Regions from separate parts of the Homo sapiens genome. Here region 2 is linked to region 1. A link is a loop called in an ENCODE intact Hi-C map of the cell type or tissue named here. Cell type or tissue: breast epithelium. All regions are shown on one strand.

Region 1 (4,000 bases):
ACACACACATCACACTCACATTACACTCACACACACATCACACTCAGCTTCCCTCCCCCCCACACACACCCCACCACCAGCCAAGAAAAGAGGAGCCGGGCAAGCCTGAGAAACAGCAGGGGCTGAAGGGGCCACTCCCTCTGCTTTCGACAGCGCCCTATTCAAGCCCCACTGCCCTCACCCCACCTGCCTCTGAGCCACGGCTGTACCTGCACACAGGCTTCCTTCCACCCCTCCCCACTACATTTTATTCCCCCTTCTTTCCCCACCCTACCCCACCCTCATGGAACAGGCCAGAACCAAAACCTCACAAGGATGGTTGAGTGACTTCAGACTCCTTCAGTAGGGCTGGAGGGTGGGGAGAGGTTGTTCGCATGAGGGTGGGGGACCTCATACCCCACACAGGCTGAGGGCTAAGACAGAAAACCCTCCTCACCCTCCACTCTGAGGAGTGCCAGGTCCTGCCTTGTGTGGCCAGGCAAGAGTTAATGCTTTTAAGTCAGTGTGAGGGCAGCTCACGCCAAGGCTCCCCTCCCTGTCTAGCCTTTCCTAGGCGCCAGGGCCAAAGCAGGAGGCCCCATGAGTCCCAGGCAACCCCCCAACCCCCACCCCCAGAGCCCGCCAGGGGGTCCGTGGGGCCCACTCAGTTGTCATCGTGAAAGGGCATCAGCCCAGTCTGACACATTTGCACAACCACTCTTCCTGCCACATCCCCTCTTAGCGCTGGTCAAACCGTGACTCCTCTTGGTCTTCCGTGGAAACAAACACTGATGACATTTCTGTTTCACTATCTGGAAATATTAGATTTATTTTAAATCCTTTTCATCCTGATGACGAAAGTGATACACATTGTTGTATTACTCTTAGAGACTACAGAAATAAGAAAACGAATATGAGCCACGATCTTTAAAAAAAAGAAAGAAGTCATGGCTGGGAGTGGTGGCTCATGCCTGTAATCCCAGCACTTCGGGAGGCCAAAGCAGGCGGATCACCTGAGGTCGGGAGTTCGAGACCAGCCTAACCAACATGGAGAAATCCCGTCTCTACTAAAAATACAAAAAATTAGCCAGGCATGGTCGCGCATGCCTGTAATCCCAGCTACTCAGGAGGCTGAGGCAGGAGAATTGCTTGAACCTGGGAGGCGGATGTTGCGGTGAGCTGAGATGGCACCATTGCATACTCCAGCCTGGCCAACAAGAGTGAAACTCCATCTCAAAAAAAAAAAAAAAAAAAAGTCAACAAAGGATATTGACCACCCCCAGCTACAGAAGCTGGAGTTGGAGCTGCTCTGCCTGCTGCACTTTCTCTAACTCAGCACCTGCCCCGCATGGTGGACTTATATGAAAACCTTCAAATGGCTAGTCCTGGACCCCCACAGCACCTGCCTGCCTCTGCACCAACTCAGCACAGGACCTGAGTCTGCATCAGGGAAACACCAGCCATACCTGGGAGCAGGCCCTGCCTCCAGGTTCCTCACCCCCTTTGTTGGGGGATGGGAGGGGCGGGACCAAGGCCCTCTGGGAACTAGTTCTCACCCCATCTTGTTCCACAGGCTGCACATTCCATTCTGAGTCAAGCAGGGGGCGGGGACTGGGGGAGGTAAGGCAGAGGGGAGGAGAACAGTCGGGCCTCCTCTGGGGCGGATCCCCCAGGGAGCTCCAGGCTTGGCAGGCAGGGATTACGATCAAAACCACCAGAGCGGGAGGGGAGCCAGGAGGGCTCCTGCCCAGTCTGTGGCCCCTTCCCCTCTCTCCTCTCAAGCCAAAACACTGACACCCTAGCTTGGACATGTCCCCAGAAGACACAGGGGGACAATGTTGGGGGTAACACCAATACCCCTCCCCCTAACCCTGCCCCAATCCCTTGGGCAGTTTATAGGGCTTCATGCCAAGGCTATTTAAATGCTAAGGCCACCGCTGGGGGGAGAGTGGAGGGAACTGAATTCCAAATTTGATGACTTCCCAGTGTCAGACTTCCTGTGACCAAAAGGGCCTGGGTATCCAAAGCTATTTGGGAAGAAAGGTGGCAGCTGGAGATACTGTCCCCACTTCTTCCTTCTTTTCCTCTACTATGCCACACAAATTCCGCTCCCCCAAAAAACACCCCTGGCTGAAGCCCTCAACATGTGGGTACAGATCTCGGGACGTCTCCTAGCTGTGCACACCCTGTGCACACCCAGGACTCTGAGATACCAGGCCACACACACAGCACATCCTGCAGCTTTGGTTTGCCCATGGATGACCTTAGGAGGAGGCAGGGGAAACCTCAGCCACTTCCTCCTCACCTCACAGCCTCTAGGAGGTCTGACCACTGCTGCTGTTCCATCTGAGACCATGGAGGTCCTCCCTGACAGCACCACAATGTGCTCTTGCCAGGAGTGAGCAGGGAGGCAGGCCTCAGGGCATTCCTAAAGCAGGAAGGACCCCCTGCCACCCACTAAGGCGGGAGAGCCACCTGGAGTAGCAGGTGGTAGCTACAAGGTTCTATGCTGTGAGGCCAGGCTCGGTGGTTCTCACCTGTAATCCCAGCACTTTGGGAGGCTGAGGTGGGCGGATCACCTGAGGTCGGGGGTTCGAGACCAGCCATGGCCAACATGGTGAAACCCCAACTCTCCTAAAAATACAAAAATTAGCCGGGCGTGGTGGCGCATGCCTGTAATCCCAGCTACTCAGGAGGCTGAGGCAGGAGAATTGTTTGAATCCAGAAGGCGGAGGTTGCAGTGAGCCAAGATTGCACCACTGCACTCAGGCCTGGGCGACAGAGCAAGACTCTGTCTCAAAAAAAAAAAAAAAAAAAATGTTCTATGCTGTGGACCACACCACAGGCTGGACAGAAATCTTTTTTTTGTTTGTTTGTTTTTTGAGACGGAGTCTTGCTCCGTCACCCAGGCTGGAGTGCAGTGGCTCGATCTTGGCCCCGGGTTCATGCCATTCTCCTGCCTCAACCTCCCCAGCAGCTGGGACTACAGGCACACGCCTCCACGCCCGGCTAATTTTTTGTATTTCTAGTAGAGACAGGGTTTCACCGTCTTAGCCAGGATGGTCTCGATCTCCTGACCTCGTGATCCGCCCGCCTTGGCCTCCCAAACTGCTGGGATTACAGGCGTGAGCCACCGTGCCCGGCCCAGAAATCTTTTCCTAGGGGAGCTGCAAAGGCTTCATCACCATGGGGCTTTAAGCTGGGTCCATGGCATACAGCAAGTGCTCTTAGGAGGGAACTACCATATCTCTGCTCCTCAGAGAAAGTATTTGCATTTTTTAAAAAGCAGTCACTCTTTATCAGAGAAGCTGACAGAGGTCGGAGGAACCCTGCTGAGCTGGCCTATAGCAATCTCTGAATCAAGTCTTCCCAAGAACTAAGGAAGGGCCAGTCAAAAGGGGGGTAGTCACCGAGGCAAAGACCACCATCTAGAGCATGCCTTCCTGCTTCGGGGCAGGGAGCTGACAGGAGAGGGAAAGCAATCCTCCATGGGTCTAGTTCCCCATCTGGTAAAAGGCACTGTGATGGCCTCCCTGGCTGACACATCCGGGTTCCAGAAAGGGGACTAGCAAAGGGTGAGGACCGCAACGAGTTCAGGCAGGAGCGAGCCCTCTTAAGCAAACACTGGGCACAAAAATAACTCCCATTCAAAGCACGATTTACTGTGTGCCTGGCCGGCCCTCCCAGCACAGAGCCCTTTTCAAACACTCAGCTTCACCCCTGAATGTGGCTGGGGGAGGGGGCTCAGGAGCACAGCTGCATTTGAATTCCACTTTTTCCGGTGGTGTCAGCTTCCTGGAGACTTACCCAGGGGAGCTGCCCAATAAGGACCGATCTCAAAGCACCCCCAGAGAGGAGAAAATCTTTGTAGAATCCAGTGTCAGCCTCTCAAGGGCAAGGACACCTAGATCCCTTGGTGGAATAGGCCTAGCTCAACCGACACTTGTCTGGCAACAGAAAACCCCAGAGCCCTTACCATTCATGGAGCACTGCTGCCGCAGACATCATCAGCCATTAGCCT
Region 2 (4,000 bases), 380 kb before region 1:
CTCAGTTGCCCTTAAGAGCAAATGCACCCCAGCTGGCGATAAGAGTGTTATCTGGAACTAAAAGAGAAAGGAAATGGATTCATAAAAAATTTTCCATTAAACTTAGCATGGAAAGCTTTGTCATTTTAGAACTATTTGTACTGTTCAATGGTGGGAAACATTTTGCAATTATAAGAGAAGTGTCAAGAAGGGGGTTTCTCAGAGCTGCTACCCCACTGCCCCCATCCTGGCCTGCAAATTTGGAGGGCTGGGCTGAGTGGGGACAGAGGGGCTCTTGAGCCTCAGAGCATGAGGTTCCCAACAGATGTCTTCTTGACTACTCTCTTCTAAAGGCACAGTGAGGGTTTTTTTTCTTCCTGTACAGCCTTCGATCTGGCTCTGACATCCAAGACTACTTCCTCACTGGCTATGTCTGGAGTGCTGTCACCCCTAGCCCAGAGCACCTCGGGGATGAGGTCAACCTGAAGGTGACTGTGTTGTGTGACAGGCTTCAAGAGGCACTCACTTTCACCTGCAACTGTAAGTTAGTGAGGGGGGAGAGGATGTGAGCATCCCTTGAAGTGGGGTGGGGATGACTGTGTTTTGACTCGATTTCCACCTCATCTTGTGGCCCAGATGAAGGGCAGTGAGGATGCTCCTTTGGGGGTGAGGGGCTGGCTATGGGGCCAGCATTCTAGTACAGTCACTTTCCTCAACTCTGAACTACTTGCCTGCTTTATCTGGTTGGTGATGGTGCTGGAGAATACTTAGCTGGAAAGGGGGATCAGGGTGGGGAAACTGAGACCCATCTGCCTTGACATCCATCATGATTGCTCCCCCTACCTTACCCTTCACAGGTTCCTCCACTGTAGACTTGCTTATCTACCAGACCCTGTGCTACACCCATGATGACCTGAGGAATGTGGACGTGGGTGACTTTGTGCTAAAGCCCTGCGGGCTGGAGGAGTTCCTGCAGAAGTGAGTGAATGGGTGGGAGGTAGCCCCTGCCTTCCTGGTAGTAAGATTGTGAGGGGGCTTCATGGGATTGGTGCTGGGACCGGCCTGGCAGCTCCGCCCCAATCCCACAGTCAAGACTCCTGCTTTCTGGGCACACTCTCGGCCACGTAGCACTTTCCCCAGGAGCTCTGTCTTCCAGCAGGGTTGGCTGACGTCCTGAGCCAAGTCTGCTGTGGAAAGAGCTTGGAGCTGGGATTAGGCAAAGACTAGGTCATATCTGCTTGCAGATTCTGCTTATGGAGAGATGTGTGTATTTGTGGGGAGGGGTGGGCTTGGGGAGACTATATGGGTAGTGCTGTATCTCCTGCTCTAGATTATGTGTGGTGTTTTTATGGCTGGGGCAAAATGAGGACTGGGCAGAAGTTCCCTTGTGGAGCCCAGGGGAGAAATTACAATTACTGTCTCTCCCCATTCTCCTGCCAACAAGTCTTTTCCCCAGCTGGCCCGTGCAGCTAGTTATCCTCCTCCCAAAGGCGTGCCTCCAGCTCCTCTCCATCCAGTGCCCTCTCTGGAAAGCAGCCTCCCTGGAAAGTCTGATGTGGACCAGCTGAGGCAACCCCCTTTCCACTACCCTGGGCTCTGGAGGGCTGCAGTGGAAGAGAGGCAGGGGCAAGGTTATCACTTCTCAGATGGTACAGCTGTGTGACAGCAGACAGATAAGATCTGCTTTCCTCTCTTAGGCTTCAGAGCCGCTCCTGCCCCCAGTCTCTGTCCACTTGGAGGAAGCACGTTTTGGGAATAGAGAAAGGAGAGACCTGTGTCTCACTTCTTAGGAGTGCCCTATAAGTGCCACTGCTTGCTTTTTCTCTCTCTTACATTCAGGTCTAGATGCAAGGATGGTTGATCTATGTCTAGAGCATAAGATTTGGCAGTCAGGATGGAAGATTCATTTCTGGACTTCTTTCTTTTTTTGAGACAGAGTCTCACTCTGTCGTGCAGGCTGGAGTGCTGTGGCGCCATCTCACTCAGCTCACTGCAACCTCCGTCTCCCAGGCTCAAGCGATTCTCATGCCTCAGCCTCCTGAGTAGCTGGGATTACAGGCATAAGCACCACCACGCCCGGCTAATTTTTGTATTTTTTAATAGAGACTGGGTTTCACCATGTTGGCCAGGCTGGTCTCGAACTCCTGACCTCGGGTGATCTGCCCGCCTTGGCCTCCCAAAGTGCTGGGATTACAGGTGTGAGCCACTGTGCCCAGCTATCTGGGCTTATTTCAAATTTAAGGATATTGTGGGGTCCTTTCTGGCCTCTGCCTCCTCATCTCGAAGCTAAGGGAAAGGAAAGAGGCAGGGTTCTGTATGGTACAACTCCAGGGTACCCTTCAAATGTGCCCCACCTTTAAACTCACTTATGTACACACTTTTCCCCTAGAGGAACAGGAGGGGTCCTAGACTCAGGGTTGCCTGGCAGAGAGAGTGCCAGGTGGCCTGCCACTGTTAGAAGGGAAAAAGGGGACATAGTGGATAAGTTGGAGCTCCTGCTGACGCCATTACACAGGTTTGAATTCGGACTTGCCACTTACTAGTTGTGAAGGCTGATTGATGCTCAGGGCCCTCTGTAAGCTGCAGTGAGGGTGAAATGTGAGAATGACCTGTGAGCAATCAGTAAATACCAGCAGGGAAGGAGCAGCCCACGGAGAGAAGTCCTAGGGCTCTGGGCTGCACAGATACTGCCATTTCCCTTGCAGCACCCCAAATCCTGGAGCCCCTGGGTCCGGAGGTAGTGGGAGCTGTCAAGTTCTACCTTCCTGCTAAGACTCAGGTGAAATATTCTTAGTGAGGTGGGACAGGGTCAGCGGTCCTCAGATCACACCCCTCATACTCTCACTTGAATGCACAGAGAGGAAGGCCTTCCACAGAGAAGATCAAGCAAGTCCCCAGGGGACCTGTGTGCATGACTCCTGGCCTAGGAGCCCCACTCCCACCCAACAGAAAAGCACAATGCTGTCTCCTGGCCCAGCCCCCAGACCCCCAACACATGACAACTGCCTGGGATGGGGGTGGAAAGGACGCTCCGGGGGTTCCAGAAATCTGCTAGTTCCCAAGGAAGCCCTGAGATTTTCTACCCCTGCCTGGCAGGAGGGGCTGATACTGAGGGGGTGAGTGGGTTCAGGATGCAGGCTGCTCTCAGATAAGAACCTTGAGGCAGTCCCGTGGGAGGGTTGGGTTTCCTGCCACCTCCCCCAGCCCCACCACACTCTTCCTTCCTCCCAGGCTCTCCCACCAGGCCCAGCCCCACAGCCCAGCCTCACCACCTCCAGGTTTTGGCTGCACTTCAGTCTTAGATCTGAGAGGGTCTAGATCGGAGATTTGGTCCTCTCAGGATGTGGAGAACCCCTCACTCGAGCCCTCATGGGACCTAGACGACCCTGGGCCCTGCACCTCCGCCAGCTTTTACATATACTGCCCCCCTTATGCTCCTGTCCTCTCCTCTCCATTTCTGGCCTAGATTCCCAGCTCTGCTGAGGAAGGAAGTCCTTTTCCGGCTTCTGTTACCCAGCTGCTGAGGCCAGGCCCAGGCCTGCAGTGCTGGCCTGGAGGTAGTTCTCCCTCTGCCCCTCCTCTTGGGTTTCCTTGCTGTTGAAGGTGTGATTTGGGAGAGAGGAAGAGGTTGGATCGCCGAGGGCTCCTAGGCCTTCTCTCTGAAAGGGGGAGTCTCACACATGGGTGCTTGAGCAGGTGGGACTGGCATGCATTTGGGACTTTTCAAGAAGTCATAGAAATTTGTAAGGTTATTCACAAGCAGGCAGGGCCAACAGATGGAAGGCAGAAAAAGAAGTTGGGTGGGGACACTGATCTGGAGGCTTGGTAGGCTTGCCCCAAGTTTTTTTGGCCTCAGCACCCTAGTTGGTAGCATTGGAAGAGGGGTCTCTCGCTGAGCTCCCACCCTGGAGCCTGAGCACAGGTGGACTCCAACATGTCTCTTCCTGGTTGTCCCCTATACAGAGGCCCAGAAGATAGGGCTTCAGCAACTGCTCCCTGTGATGTGCCTCTGTTTCCCCGC

What was found. Hi-C counts contacts between places; a loop is a spot of excess contacts. Peaks named below come from ENCODE experiments on the same cell type or tissue, not always from the same donor. Only the 100,000 strongest peaks of a DNase experiment are listed, where the experiment ranks them.
Region 2: it touches region 1 in a loop (12-fold over the local background); 1 of 110 quality-filtered maps calls a loop at or near these places.

What each region holds. Positions count from the first base shown.
Region 1 is chr1:204,078,141-204,082,140 of GRCh38, reverse strand. The region is part of intron 1 of SOX13 (SRY-box transcription factor 13); the gene reads right to left. Among named protein-coding and RNA genes, the nearest start is that of SOX13, 7.0 kb to the right of the region's middle. RefSeq lists enhancers at 1,406-1,700, 2,784-3,712, 3,713-4,000. In breast epithelium, no CTCF peak of the experiment used is centred here; a DNase peak (open chromatin) is centred at 1,570; H3K4me3 peaks cover 1,078 bases; H3K27ac peaks cover 3,250 bases.
Region 2 is chr1:204,460,969-204,464,968 of GRCh38, reverse strand. PIK3C2B (phosphatidylinositol-4-phosphate 3-kinase catalytic subunit type 2 beta) reads left to right here. Exons shown (of 33, transcript NM_001377334.1): 4 at 365-519; 5 at 837-957. Among named protein-coding and RNA genes, the nearest start is that of PIK3C2B, 32 kb to the left of the region's middle. RefSeq lists a silencer at 2,474-2,768. In breast epithelium, no CTCF peak of the experiment used is centred here; no DNase peak of the experiment used is centred here; H3K27ac peaks cover 2,928 bases.